Regions from separate parts of the Homo sapiens genome. Here regions 1, 2, 4 and 5 are each linked to region 3. The links are chromatin contacts, found by Hi-C or POLR2A ChIA-PET in ENCODE. All regions are on one chromosome and are shown on one strand. Each heading gives the region's core, a stretch centred on a gene start or an enhancer-like site at or near the end of the contact. The rest is flanking DNA. Distances are from core to core; before and after follow the strand shown.

Region 1 (2,700 bases), core at 127-2,626, 2.0 Mb before region 3:
ATACAAGACAGAAGCATCTTCACCAAGCCATAGGCCATAGAAAGGTCTTTTTGTTTGTTTGTTTTTTGAGATAGAGTCTCACTCTGTTGCCCAGGCTGGAGTGCAATGGCCTGATCTCGGCTCACTGCAACCTCCGCCTCCCGGGTTCAAGTGATTCTCCTGGCTCAGCCTTCTGAGTAGCTGGGACTAGAGGCGCGTGCCACGACGCCCGGCTAATTTCTGTATTTTTAGTAGAGACGGGGTTTCACCATGTTGCCCAGGCTGGTCTCGAACTCCTGGTCTCAAGTGATCTGTCCGCCTCGGCTTCCCAAAGTGTGGGATTACAGGCGTAAGCCACCACACCTGGCCATAGAAAGGTCTTAATACGGCCGGGCGCGGTGGCTCACGCCTGTAATCCCAGCTCTTTGGGAGGCCCAGGCGGGTGGATCATGAGGTCAGATATTGAGACCATCCTGGCCAACATGGTGAAATCCTGTCTTTACTAAAATACAAAAAAAAAAAAAAATTGCCGGGCGTGGTGTCGCGCGCCTCTAGTGCCAGCTCTTCGGGAGGCTGAGGCCGGAGAATCACTTGAACCCAGGAGGCTGAAGCTGCAGTGAGCCGAGATCGCGCCACTGCACTCCAGCCTGGCCAAAGAGCAAGACTCTGTCTAAAAAAATAAATAAATAAATAAAAAATAAAGGTCTTAATACTTGTTAATTACTATTACTGACCCCAGGAACTCTCTGAAGCACTTTTCATGCAGGTATCACCTTCTTTAGCACTCACATTATGTCTTATCGGAAACAGGTTTAGAGCTGTCAAGAAATTCCTCCAGAGTCGTTTACACTTCCAGCAGGGGAGTCAAGACTTCAACCCAGAAACTCACAAGCAGGAAAAACTTGGCAAACAGGCACGGGTCAGACAATGCTTAGGGCTTGCTCAAGGACTCGTGACCAGTTACTGATCTATGCAGATCTTCTGATTGCAAACTGATAGCTGGATTGTAACTTGAAGGGTCCGATAAGATGTAAACTTCATAAAACAGGATTTGGGGAGGTAAATGGAGTAGAGTCCTCCAGAGGAGTCGAGAAAGCTAGCTTGGCCCTCAATTGTGGTTGAGGTGATTCTTTCATTTAGGGCCTATTTTCCTCATCTATGAGTGCGGGAAGGAGAGTTACTGGGGTCTCTAGCGACCTTTCCAACACTGATTTTCAAGGGCGAAAGAATTCTGCTTAGGTAAGGCCCAAATCCCTTGGCTAAGGTTAATCCTCGGTGGGACCGGCAATAGGGACGCGTCCCCTTTAAGGCGCCAGCTCTCCGGCGGCGGCGGCCGGAAGTGTTGAAGCCCGGCCTGGCGGCGGCGGTGGCGGTAGCTGCCGTGGCGGCCTCTGCGCATGCTCCGTCGCCTGCCCGCCCTGGCCGCTCGCCGCCCGCCCGCCCGACGGAGACGGTGAGGAGGGGGAGGGGTGGGCGCGCGGGCGCGGGGTGGGGTGGGGGCGGGGGGGCGGGCGCGGGGGCCGCGCGGCGGCCGGCGAGGGCGGGCGGGCGCGCAGGGGGCGGGGGGCTGCTGCCTCCGCGGGCGCCTCCCCACGCCCTGTGCGTGCCGCCGCCGCCGCCGGGGAGCGAGCGGACGTCGCGGCGCCGCGGGGGGGTGGGGGGACGCTGCCGCTGGGTCCGCCCGAGCCGCCGGGCCGCCCCCAGCGCAGCCGGCCGCGCCGCCGGGGCTCGGGCCCCAGACCAGGGCGGCGGGAACCGGCGAGTCCACCACTGGGGGGGCCCCGGCGCCCCCGGACCGAGGGGCCCGGAAGTACTCGGCTCAGGGGCCAGGAGGGGCCGGAGTGACTCCGGACTGAGAGGGCCAGGCGCCCAGGACCCCATCGAGGGGTCCGGGGAGCCTGGGGTATCCCCAAAGGCGGGGTCCGGGGAGCACCGGGCCCTTGGATGAGGAGCTGGTTGGAGGCCTGGGTCCTGCCCAGTGGGAGGGGGACGATAGGTGCTGGAAGCCCGGATGCCCGCCTGGGAGGAGACCCTCTCGGAGCCTTGGCGGGAGAGCAAGAGTACAGAGTGGGTTCTTCTGAGGAGAGCAGAGTCCAGCTTATCCCGAGGGGCGCGGTAGAGGCCTCGGCCACTCAGAACAAGGGAAAAAAGGGCAGGTTTTTTCCAAAGGCAGGGAAGGAAGAGGAGCTCTAAGGGGAAGTGAGCAGGCCCAGGTCTCCCCACAGATGAGCGCGTGGTAGGAAGACTCCTAGAGCCTCCTGAAGTACGAAAGAGCAGCGTCCAAACCTGAGGGGATGGAAGGTGTCTAGGTGCCTCTTGATGTCTAGGTGGAGAACAAAGTAACCCGCTCGGTCAGGGGATGGAGAAACCTATCTTTTTGAGAGAAGCAGAGATCGTTGAGGAAAGATGCTTAAGGTGTTCCCGCTTTCTGAAATGACAGGAATTGGCCAGGTGTTATCTAATTGAGGGGCAGGAGAGATGAAGGCAAAATCTCAACCCGAGGGTCTTTGGAGGATGATCCACAAGACAAGAGGGTGAAGTCTTGACCTAGACAGCAGAGCAGGCGCAGCCCTGGATTCTCTCAAGATGAGAGAAATCTCAAAACCACTTCCTAGTAGACACAGATGGGGCCTTGATTGGTGTCTGTTTAGGCCAATCAAGACGGGTTTTAGGAAAAGAGACTGTCAGACATAATTCTAGTCTTGAGGGATTATCTTCTTC
Region 2 (2,700 bases), core at 94-2,593, 2.1 Mb before region 3:
AAAATTATGATCTAACTAACCATTGCCTCACTGTAATCCTAAGCCTCTTTGAACCTTAGCCTTCTTAAATGTAAAATAGGAGTTTTTAAAAGATGATCTTTTGGGACTCTTCCATCACTGACATTCTTTTATTTGAGATGCAGAGATCTGTGCTCATTCAGGGTTGAGTGGAATGGGATTTAAAGCACTTATCAAGTACATAACTGAGTTCCAACTGTTTTCAACTTCACATCTGATTCCCAAGAATGAAGCAGAAAATGAAGATGTTTGCATATGGGCTTCCTAGATTGAGTATCTGACACAAGAAAAGCTTGCCAAGAGCCAAGTAGGCAGTGCGAAGGAGAAGTTGTCTTCCCCTGAATACGTCCTTTATCTCTCTGGGTTCAGGGAATACTGTGAAAAAATGGATCACTAAATCTTTTCCAAACCCTTTCCCTTTACTTTGTAGGCTGATCTCATATCCATGGTCCCTTAGATCCAAGGCTTTTAGGAGCTTGGGTACTCACAGCCCTGTTCCGAGACTCAGGAACTCGGAGTCTCAAAGCCCGGATCCCGTCCCCAAAGAAGCCCCAGTCTTCACTGCCCGCTTCTGTTCCCTTCCAAACTCAAGTTTTCTCTGTCTGCTTCTGCCCCTCAGGAACCTAAGTCTTCGCTGCCCCGTTTCTGAATCCTTAGGAGCCCGGGTCTTCACTGTCCCGCTTCTGCCTCTTAGGAGCCCAAGTCCTCACCGCTCCACTTTTACCTCTCCGGAGCCTGTGTCTTCACGCCCCGTTCCTTTCTGACCCTTTCCTCGTAGGAGTGCGGGTCCTCATAATCCTGCTCCTCTCAGACCACTTTCCCTCAGATGCCGGAGAACTCGCATCCGTCCCCGTTCCCTAAGTCCCGTCTTAGAGCCCGGGTCCCCACAGCCGCGTCTTCTCCGAGCCTGATCCTCTCAGTCAGTCCCTTCCCAAGAGCCTGAATCCTCACAGCCCCGTCTCGTCCACAACCTGGTCCTTCGAACACTGACCCACTGTAGGTCTGGGTCCTGACTCCCTCCTCCCGCTCTTGTTCCTCAACTGCCAGGGCCCAAGACTCACAGGCAGCAGCGTCTATCTCCCCATGATATGCAGAGACTGCCCCAGTGAAGCGTTCGTCTCAGCAGCCGGTCCGACTGCGCGGCCCTCCCCGACTACTTCCGGCACCGCTCCCCGCCTCCAACCCGGAAACGCGCGGCTCTTCCGGCCGGCGGGCGCGCGCCTCGCTTGCGCAGGCGCAGACTGCCCTCCGACACGTGGTGGCGATATTGAGCTGTGTGTAGGTACACCCTGCAGCTTGCGCTTTTAACTGCTTGTGGTTGAGTGGCAGCATGAGCGAGCTCTGCGTATTCCAACCCGGCGTTAAGAATCCTTCACTAGCTTTTCTTCCCGACGCTGCTTATTTATCTATCGGTAGCATGACGGGTAATTGACGCCCTCGGATGGCTTTGAGGTCGCCATTTTTGGTTGGTGCCTTTGTCTTGGTGTCAGGACTGGGATATCATCTGGGACACATTACCCCACAGGTATCCTGTTGGACCTCAACGAGGAAGTTGGCAACAGAGGAACCAGGAGATGAGAGAGATCGGTTGGTTGTGCCTGTGAACTGGCAATTCAGTAGTAACAATTGAGTGCTTACTGTTTGCCGGGAATTGTGCTAATCCGCTTACCTCCGTTACGCCATTTAATCATTTAGAGGAGACCTGTGAGAGATTAAGCAAAGTTCTAGCTAATAAGTGCAGAGCCTCAGCTTGAACTCAGAACTCACTACTAAGCCAAAGCCTGTCCTGTAGCATTCTCTAATGCTTTCAGTTTTTCGGCTGTCAGATGCTTGGTGAGAACTGCTGTTATGTGGCTCACGCCTGTAATCCCAGCACTTTGGGAGGCCGAGGAGGGTGGATCACGAGGTCAAGAGTTCAAGACCAGTCTGGCCAAGATGGTGAAACCCCGTCTCTACTAAAAATACAAAAAATTAGCCGGGCGTGGTGGCATGCGCCTGTAATCGCAGCTACTCCGGAGGCTGACGCAGAGAACTGCTTAAACCTGGAGGGGCGGAGGTTGCAGTGAGCCGAGATCGCGCCACTGCACTCCAGCCTGGGCGACAGAGCGAGACTCTGTCTCAAAAAAAAAAAAAAGAGAACAGCTGTTATTTTTTACTGTATGCTGGAATGTTAGGCATGCAAGTAAGACCCAATTCCAGCATCTGTAAGGTTCACAGTAAGATGGAGAAGAACCCACAAACACACCAAAAATTGTATAAAGAGCTGTGACAGGCCAGAGTGAGCCACATAGAAATTAGGAAGAGGTGCCCAGATTGGTGCGGCATCCTGCCCTGTCTTTATATCTTCCTAATCCTCATCCTACCACGTTCCCAGTCCACCCTCTACACTGCCACCCAATCCAAATTCTCAGATTCAAGTCCTCATGAACATTGGGCTCTAAGCTGTATTCCTAGCCTTATTTCCTTGCCACTGCTCTCCATTCTTTTTAGGGTCCGGCATACCACTTTTTGTTGTTGAATGCCTATACATCTTTTTTAAGACCCAGGTTGAATGTATATACGTTCATTTGACAAGTGTTTGAGTCTCATTGTGTGACAAGCCTTTTGCTATGTGCTGAGTACATAACTGGTGGCTAAGACGGATGATCTCTGTCCTTAGAAAGTTTGCAACCTAGAGTGGGA
Region 3 (2,700 bases), core at 13-2,512:
TGGCACCCAAAACTCACGACACAGAAACATGTGTAGGTTTTCTGGGAGCTCTCCTTCCTGAGCTCTGGGCCCTCCTTGGTCCCTGCCAGGATTCTGCCACATAAAAGGGCTCTGTTGTTTTTTGTGTGTGCGGTTTTTTTTTTTGTTTTGTTTTTTTTTTGAGACGGAGTCGTCTCGCTCTGTCGCCCAGGCTGGAGTGCAGTGGCACGATCTCGGCTCACTGCAAGCTCCGCTTCCCGGGTTCACGCCGTTTTCCTGGCGCAGCCTCCCGAGTAGCTGGGACTACAGGCGCCCGCAACAACGCCCGGCTAATTTTTTGTATTTTTAGTAGAGACCGGTTTCACCATGTTGGCCAGGATGGTCTCGATCTCCTGACTTCGTGATCCGCCCGCCTCGGCCTCTCAAAGTGCTGGGATTACAGGCGTGAGCCACCGCGCCCGGCCATAAAAGGACTCTTAACATCGCCTCTCCCCAACTCCCTTAACCTGGGGCTGGAGACCCTCCTCCGTTATCAGGCTCCGCCCCAGCTACGGCCCCACCCCTGGTGCTGGCACCACCTCAGTCTAATCCAGGTTCCACCCCCAATCCACCTAAGCCGTGTCCCTAGCCCTGGCCCCGCCCTGATGTTGCCGTGTAACTCAGTTCCCGCCGTTTTATAGGCTACCGCCCCAGCCAGGCCCCGCCCTCTGATGTGGCCCCGCCCCCCGACGCTGACTTTTTCTGTCTTCACTTTAGCGCTGGCTCCGCCCCTAGCCTTGGCCCGCCTCAGCGCGGACTCTCAGTCTCTGCGCCTGCCACGGCCTCGTCCCGCTCAGCCCTGGCCCTGCCCCTGGAGCCGACTCTCTCCGCCTCCGCCCCGGTCCCGCCCTGGCACTGACTGTCTCCGTCTTCGCCCCTGCCCTGGCCCCGCCCCCTGCCTGCTCTGGCCCCGCCCCGCCGCTCTCTCCGTCTCCGCCCCTGCCCTGGCCCCACCCTTGCCCCGCCCCGGCGCTGACTCTCTCCGTCTCCGCCTCCGCCCCCGGCTCCTCCCCGGCCCCGCCCCGGCACTGACATTCTATCTCTCTCCCGTCTCCGCCTCTGCCCCCCCCCCGGCCCCGCCCCTGCCCTGCGCCGGCGCTGGCTCCGTCTGCGCCTCAGCCTCGGTCCCGCCTCCAGCCCTGGCCCCGCCCCGCCGCTCTCCCCTTCTCCGCCCCTGCCCTGGCTCCGCCCCCGCCTGCCCGCGCACCGCAGAAGGCCTCCTGGAACTTCCTGGACAGCTTCTCGATGACGCTGTAGCTCTCCACGTAATCGACGTGTTCGTCCTGCGGCTCGCTGGCGATCTGCCGCAGCGTGGCCTTGTCCACGCTGCCCACTCCGATGGCGAACAGCTCGACGCCGCTGGCCCGGGCCCGCGCAGACACGTCCTGCACGCTGTCCTGGGGCCTCCCGTCTGTCACCACGATGACCACCTGCGACACGCGGGGCGGTGTGACACCGGGCTCCCGGAAGCCCACGGGACTGTCCAGGAGAGGAGGCTGAGGCCCGGAGAGGCGGGAGGACTGCCGGGTCGCACAGCCAGGCGGCACCCGGGGGAAGAGGACCCGGCTGGCCGAAGAGGAGACCCGTTTCCTCTGACTGAGAGACGTGGCTGGGGGGCTTTCCATCTGCTTCGCCTCCCTCGGGCAGGCAGCTCTGAGATGCCCGGAGGGATGTGATGCCCCATCGCCAAATTGGGGTCTCTAAGGTCAGGGCCATGCCTTCCCCTCAGACTGAGGCGGCTGAGGGCAGGGTCCTCAGGCTGATGGCTGTGGGAGTCGTGCCACGCCCCTCGTGCCCCCGGGAGGCCCGGCCGGGGCTGGGTGGGGGGATCCGGTGGTTCCACATGGTGCAGTTCTGCGCTTTGGCCACCAGATGGCAGCCGAAGCTAAGGGATGGGGCTGCCGTCTCCCGTCTTGCTGTCCTTGTCCCGGTAAGACCGGGGACCCTGGACCAGGGAACCGACGGAGGGCCACTCCCATGTGGATGCCCAAGGGACCAACCCAAGAAAGATGCCGCCCTTATCCTCCTCCACTCCCCGGTATGATACATGCCCCTGCCAGAGAGGGAAAGAATCTGCCTGCTCCCCTCCCACTAGGCTCCTCTGGTCTGTACCCTGGAAAGAAAGAGGTGGCGGACTCTGTCACTGAGATCCGGCTTCGTGACCCCCTGTCTGCACCCGCCCTGAGGCTAGGGCGCTCCCAGCTCTGCCCAGTCTGGGTTAGGCATCCAGTCCCGCTTTGCTGCTTCTCTGCTTCTGACTTGGGTCTGTTTCTGATTCCTGGGTCCCATCCTTAGCCCCAGGTCCTGACACCCTGTCCTGATGACAGGCAGTTGAGACAGGCCGTGTTTAGAAATGCAGCTCCACAAGCTACAGGTCACCTTCCTGAGCCTCAGTGTCTTCAACTGTAAAAAGGGTTGTGGTGAGGTTGAGTGAGATGACTCCTGGTTAGAAGCCAGAAGGGGCAACTATTATTTTTACCATCATTACCCTGGGCTACCTGGGGAGTGACTTTGTACAATCTCTTCCTCTCCAGGGGCCTGGGCTCCTGGCTCTGAAAATCTAGCTGTGACTATTCGCTGCCATCCCGAGGCCCACTGCCTCCTCGAGTCCCTACTCCCCTCCCTGCAACCCAGCTTTCAGATTGTCCACCTTGCTGGGTCCTCCCACAGGTGAACTCCAGG
Region 4 (2,700 bases), core at 75-2,574, 2.1 Mb before region 3:
CCCTCTCACTGCCGAGGGGGCCTTTCGGAGCTCGGGCCCACCGGGTTGGAAGGCCCGGCTCCTCCGTGCCACATTCACCACCATCTCGAGGCCGTGGGAGGAAAAACCCGGCGAGTGCGCGCCAGCAGCAGCGACTAGCGGGGAACGGCGCGCAGGAAGGCAGGCAGAGGCTTGCAGCTAGTAAGTCGACACCGGGAATGCGGCGGGGAGAAAGGGCGCTGAAGCCGCGAGCAAGAGCTTATATAGGCCGCCCCTCGCGGCCACACCCGACAGTAGGCCGCCCGCGTGGCGCACAGCTGCCTGGGAGTTGTAGTTTGCTCGCCCCGGCGTTGTCCGCGCGTCACCTCCCCAGCCCTACGCGCGTGTCCATCCCGAGCCCGCGAAGCGAGAACCGCCAGAGGCTTTCCTCCGAGCGGAAGAAGCGCCTTCACCTTTCAGTGCCCGGCGCTGGGCCCACGCAGGAAGCCGACCCGCCTTGGCCTCTGGAGTTGTCTCTGGGATGTCTTTCAGTCTGGAAATGAACCCTGTGTGCTGGGAAAGGGCTCGGGCTCCGCTCCGAGCTCAGTGGGCGTGCGAGCGAGCAGCGCCTGAGTGGGTTTCGGGGAGGGGGTCATACTCCCCGAAAGGCGATTTATTCAAGGCTTGTCTCTTCCACTAATATGTAATTTTACTGAGCGCGTGCTATTTTAACTGTGTCTGATTATCTGATCTAGTTTTCATAAAAACCCTGTGTACGCTCTGTGGACAAATAAGGAAACTTAGGAATGGATCACACAGCTATCGCAAGCGAGGAGAGGACTGGAATTTGGAGCCCACCCCAGGCACCACACATAGCGCAATGTTTTGCCCATGGAATGAATAAGCCTCAGTATGAAAACTTAGTGGTGATTGCCGAGAATTAAACACCCATCCTGTGCCTAATCTATTAATTTTTATTCTTACATACACTTTTTTGTTTGAGACAGGGTCTTGTTCTGTTGCCCAGGCTGGAGTGCAGTGGCGTGATCAAGGCTCATTGCAGCCTCGACCAACTGGGCTCAAGCAATTCTTCCACCTCAGCCTCCCAGGTAGATGGGACTACAGGTGCGGGCCAACTTTCCTTGCTTACACTTTAAAAAGTAGGTACTACTGCCGGGTGCGGTTACTCACGCCTGTAATCCCAGCACTTTGGGAGGCCAAGGCGGGTGGATCACGAGGTCAGGAGATCGAGACCATCCTGGCTAACACGGCGAAACCCGGTCTCTACTAAAAAAAAATACAAAAAAAAATTAGCCGGGCGTGGTCGCGGGCGCCTGTAGTCCCAGCTACCCGGGAGGCTGAGGCAGGAGAATGGCGTGAACCCGGGAGGCGGAGCTTGCAGAGAGCCGAGATCGCGTCACTGCACTCTAGCCTGGGCAACAGAACGAGACTCTGTCTCAAAAAAATAAAATAAAATAAAAAGTAAGTACTACTTTAGCAGGTCGTGGGGGCGCATGCCTGTGGTCCTGGACTCCTCTCTTTCTCTAACATCACATGTCCAAGCCATCAGCAACTCCTGTGTGCTCTACCTTTAAAATGTATCAATAATCTGACTGTTTCTTACCCCTTCCACTGATGTTACCCTAATCGTTGACCCAGATGATAGCAATAGTCTCTTATCTCCCAGATCCTGCTGTTGCTCCCGACAGTCTGGTCTCCACACGCCAGCCAGCCTGCTAAAAGTTTTTTAATTTTTATGAAGTCTAAGAGTCAATTTTTTTTTTTGTAGTTTATGCTTTTTTTTTTTTTTCTTGAGACGGAGCTGCTCTGTCGCCCAGGCTGGAGTGCAGTGGCGCCATCTCAGCTCACTGCAAGCTCCCGCTCCCGGGTTCACGCCATTCTCCTGCCTCAGCCTCCCAAGTAGCTGGGATTACAGGCGCCCGCCACCACGCCCGGCTAATTTTTTGTATTTTTAGTAGAGACAGGGTTTCCCCATGTTGGGCAGGATGGTCTCGATTTCCTGACCTCGTGATCCACCCGCCTCGGCCTCCCAAAGTGCTGGGATTACAGGCACGAGCCACCGCGCCCGGCCGTTTGTTTACGCTTTAAAAGCTTAATAATTATGCTGGGCGCGGTGGCTCCCACCTGTAATTCCAGCACTTTGGGAGTCCGAGGGGGCAGATAACCTGAGGTCAGGATTTCAAGTCCAGCCTAGCCAACATGGTGAAAACCCGTTTCTACTAAAAATACAAAAATTAGCTGGGCGTGGTGGCAGGCGCCTGTAATCCCAGCTACTTGGGAGGCTGAGGCAGGAGAATCGTTTGAACCTGGGAAGCGGAGGTTGAAGTGAGCTAAGATGGAGCCATTACACTCCAGCCTGGGCGACAAGAGCGAGACTCCGTCTCAAAAAAAAAAGAAAAAAAGTAAAATTATTAAACTTTTTTTTTTTTTTTTGGAGATGAAGTCTCGCTTTTTCGCCCAGGCTTGTGCAGTTTATTCTGTGTCAATTATGCCTCAATAAAGCTGTCAAAAAACCATTAAGAAAAAATGTATATCTCCCAGGCGCAGTAGCTCCCACCAATTCGGGAGGCCAAGGCAGGTGGATTACCTGACATCAGGAACTAGAGACCAGCCTGGCCAACATGACAAAACCCCATCTCTACTAAAAATACAAAAAAAAAAAATTACCCAGGCATGGTGACACTCATCTACAGTCCCAGCTACTTGGGAGGCTAAGGCATA
Region 5 (2,700 bases), core at 90-2,589, 2.1 Mb after region 3:
GAATGGCGTGAACCTGGGAGGCGGAGGTTGCAATGAGCCGAGATTGGGCCACTGCACTCCAGCCTGGGCGACAGAGCGAGACTCCGCCTCAAAAAAAAAAAAAAAAAAAAAGATAGTGTGATGGTTGCACAACCTTGTGAACATACTAAAACCCACTGAATTGTGCACTTTAAAAGGGTGAATTTTATAGTATGTGAAGTACATCTCTAAAAAGAAAAAACAGAACAGGCTGTGTGGCCCAACTGATTTATCACTACTCTTAGAAGGAAGCCCAATTTAAAATTGAACAGAATAAGGCCTGCAAGGCTCCCGTGACTTGGTCCCTGCCTACCTCTCTTAAACAAATAAATAAAATGTATACTATGTAGAAACAATAACAAAAAAAAGGCAGAGCAAGGTATGGGGCAGTTCTGGTGCCAGAGGGTTTGTTATTTAAATAAAGTGGTCGGAAATCATGCGTCGCTGATAAGGTGACAACAGTCAGAAGCCTGAAAAAGTTAAGGGGTAAGCAATATAAATATTTAAGTGCTTCCTCATAACTTTGCTCACTCCACTCCAGCTAAATTTGCCACAATTTCTGTTTCCTCCATCTGAAATGCTCTCCCTCCTTATTCTTCCATTCTTCCTCTGGTTCACTTCTACTCCTGTAGTTCTTGGTAACAAACGGAACATTTGTGGAGTGAGGGGGGGGGATCCATTTCCTTCAAGGCGCAGTTTGGAGGTCACTTCCTCAGGGAAGCCTTCCCTTCTCTCTTTCCCTTTAAAGCTCCCAGTATAGCATCTTCCAGTACTTACTTGAACCGTAATGGGTCATTTTTAACGTCTGATCCCCTTCAGACAAGCTCTGGCAGGCCCTTGACGTATCCCCAGCGACTAAGCACCACGTCTGGCACTTAATAGGGGGGTGGAATGGGAGTCCTGGATTCAAAGTTTGGCTCCAACACAAGACAACTGGACGCAAGAGGTGAGCCCACTGTGATTTCTGGGGAACCCAGGGAAGGGCTGCTTGATTGACTGACCGACCAGCAGTGAGATCTACAGGCTCTCTCAGAGCTGCGCCAGCGCCGAGTCCCCGGCCCCACATACTTAGAACCCCGTAATGGGGCTCAAAATCACTGAACCTCGGGCTCCTAATCCCCAACGGCGCATTTCCAACCCCCAGGCCTGACCTGCAGGTTCCGGGTGATAAGGTGCAGTTTCTCTTCAGGGCTGGGAGCGTCCCCCATGGCTCCGCTACCCCTGCTTCCCCCGCTCAGCCCGGCACCAGAGCCCCTTCCTGGGTCACCGTCGCCGCCGCGTGCCGGGAACTGTCACGCGAGTCCAGCCAGGTTGCATCAGCTGGGCTCGGCGCTCCGCTTACTCGGCCTGGACCCCTCCGGCAGCGGCCGGAAAAAGTGAGGAGCAGCAGAGAGTCGAGCAGGTCGATGAGACGGGAAAAGGTGGAGCCAGTGGGCACGGTGGGCGGTGCGGAGGGCGGGGCTGAGGCGCCTGAGCGGGGCACAACCCTCCTAGAGGCGGGACGGTTTCCTGCCAATCACTGCTGGTTTGCCCTCCCCCTGGTGTTGGCCCGGCTGACTCGGGGTAGGGGAGGTCGGGGAGGGGGCGATAAAATGGCGCAGGGGGCGGAGTGAGGCGCAGTCGTTCGCCCAGGCTTTGGCCCGGCTTCCGGAGGTGAAGAGCGGGAGGGACGAGGGGGTCGGCGTTACCCGGCTTGGAGGGGGATGGGGGCGCCTGTTGCTTCTCCAGGGGGTTGCGCACGCCGTCCGCCCCTTGGAGGGATTGGGAGGCCCACGCCCTGCTGCGAGAAGGGCGCGTTCTAGCTCCTGAGGTGATGGCGAGGGAATGTCCCTGCCCCTCCACCTCCAAGTCGGCGGGCGACAGATGCCCCTCACCCCGCTGAGGAAAAGGGAAGCTCCCTGGTCGTCTTGAGAGTCGGGGAGCGCCGTCTGCAGTCCCCTGCCCAGTGGGGGTGGGGGCCGCCTCTGTCCCGGCCGGCTCGGCGGGAGGCTGTTGCTGGCGGGAAGATAGCCGCGGGCTTTTCTGCCGCGTCTCGCGGGTGGGGGCAGGAAGAGGACGACCCATTCCCTGGGGAGATCTGAGGACGGTGGTCCCCGGGAGAGGAGCGCACAGCACAGGCCTGCTGAGGGGCGGGTTTGCCCCTACTGGGGGAGGGGCGGGGAGAAAACTCTCGCTTCTCCCGCTTTCCGCCGGGAGGCGGGAATTCGCGGTGTCCCCGGGGGAGGGAGACGCAAAGGCCCTTCCTGGAAGGCGACACCGTCCCGGGCCGTTGCATTTGTGAGAGAGAGCCAAGGCAGTATCCTCCAAAGGTTGGGCCTGGGCCACCCTTTCTCCGGCTCCTCAAGGGCTGGAGGCGGCGTCACCAGTTACTTCCAGGGCAAGAGGGAAAGCAGTTATTACCTCAGTGGGCCCTGGAAAGGTCCTAGAAGTGGTTGAATTGCCCACGGCCTGCCCTAACCTGATCTCCGGTGTTTTGTGTATTTATTAGGGACTCCAAGCTCTACCAGACCTGCCTGAAGTGTTTTAAAGCACATTTTCTTTTTGAAAAGAAACCTGTTGCTGCAGCTTAGCGCATCTGTTCTCTGTGTCCATGTGGGAGGAGAATCCTGGCACCCTCATCTAGTGAAATGTTACCTAAAGCAAAGATTTGCAGCCCTGGGTTGTTTTTTCCGTCCTGCAGTG

What was found. A loop is a pair of places that touch in the nucleus more often than their neighbours do. ChIA-PET counts read pairs that join two places held with the same protein, here RNA polymerase II (POLR2A). Pooled maps may share reads with other maps.
Region 1: a loop to region 3 is called in a pooled map, with 17 times the contacts of the local background. The contact joins the promoter of GMEB1 here to the promoter of MATN1-AS1 in region 3. A Hi-C loop is called at or near these places in 1 of 168 maps with a recorded cell type or tissue (psoas muscle), 1 of 37 single-sample maps with no recorded cell type and 10 of 50 pooled maps.
Region 2: a pooled map shows a loop between it and region 3 (5-fold over the local background). The contact joins the promoter of TAF12-DT here to the promoter of MATN1-AS1 in region 3. A Hi-C loop is called at or near these places in 2 of 168 maps with a recorded cell type or tissue (naive thymus-derived CD4-positive, alpha-beta T cell and psoas muscle), 1 of 37 single-sample maps with no recorded cell type and 14 of 50 pooled maps. POLR2A ChIA-PET finds 5 or more read pairs at or near these places in 3 of 52 experiments (PC-3, RWPE1 and SK-N-SH).
Region 4: a map of CD8-positive, alpha-beta T cell shows a loop between it and region 3 (11-fold over the local background). The contact joins the promoter of SNHG12 here to the promoter of MATN1-AS1 in region 3. A Hi-C loop is called at or near these places in 1 of 168 maps with a recorded cell type or tissue (CD8-positive, alpha-beta T cell) and 7 of 50 pooled maps. POLR2A ChIA-PET finds 5 or more read pairs at or near these places in 2 of 52 experiments (K562 and Panc1).
Region 5: a map of CD4-positive, alpha-beta T cell shows a loop between it and region 3 (18-fold over the local background). The contact joins the promoter of YARS1 here to the promoter of MATN1-AS1 in region 3. A Hi-C loop is called at or near these places in 2 of 168 maps with a recorded cell type or tissue (CD4-positive, alpha-beta T cell and CD4-positive, alpha-beta memory T cell) and 8 of 50 pooled maps.

The regions. Positions count from the first base shown.
Region 1 is chr1:28,667,408-28,670,107 of GRCh38, forward strand. GMEB1 (glucocorticoid modulatory element binding protein 1) reads left to right here and starts at 1,377. Exons shown (of 10, transcript NM_001319674.2): 1 at 1,377-1,432. RefSeq lists silencers at 1,349-1,488, 1,519-1,628, 1,639-1,928 and enhancers at 2,459-2,508, 2,559-2,618.
Region 2 is chr1:28,641,913-28,644,612 of GRCh38, forward strand. TAF12-DT (TAF12 divergent transcript) reads left to right here and starts at 1,344. Exons shown (of 2, transcript NR_146730.1): 1 at 1,344-1,851. It overlaps TAF12 (TATA-box binding protein associated factor 12), which reads right to left and starts at 1,155. Exons shown (of 6, transcript NM_005644.4): 1 at 1,080-1,155.
Region 3 is chr1:30,717,510-30,720,209 of GRCh38, forward strand. It overlaps MATN1-AS1 (MATN1 antisense RNA 1), which reads left to right and starts at 1,263. Exons shown (of 4, transcript NR_034182.1): 1 at 1,263-2,056. It overlaps MATN1 (matrilin 1), which reads right to left. Exons shown (of 8, transcript NM_002379.3): 3 at 1,226-1,448. RefSeq lists silencers at 486-665, 706-1,225, 1,786-1,875 and enhancers at 1,286-1,455, 1,553-2,128.
Region 4 is chr1:28,581,659-28,584,358 of GRCh38, forward strand. It overlaps SNHG12 (small nucleolar RNA host gene 12), which reads right to left and starts at 1,325. Exons shown (of 6, transcript NR_146382.1): 1 at 432-1,325. RefSeq lists an enhancer at 1-492.
Region 5 is chr1:32,816,019-32,818,718 of GRCh38, forward strand. YARS1 (tyrosyl-tRNA synthetase 1) reads right to left here and starts at 1,340. Exons shown (of 13, transcript NM_003680.4): 1 at 1,170-1,340. The coding sequence starts at 1,226. It overlaps S100PBP (S100P binding protein), which reads left to right and starts at 1,635. Exons shown (of 7, transcript NM_022753.4): 1 at 1,635-1,671. RefSeq lists enhancers at 452-953, 954-1,453, 1,202-1,511, 1,879-2,048, 2,482-2,591.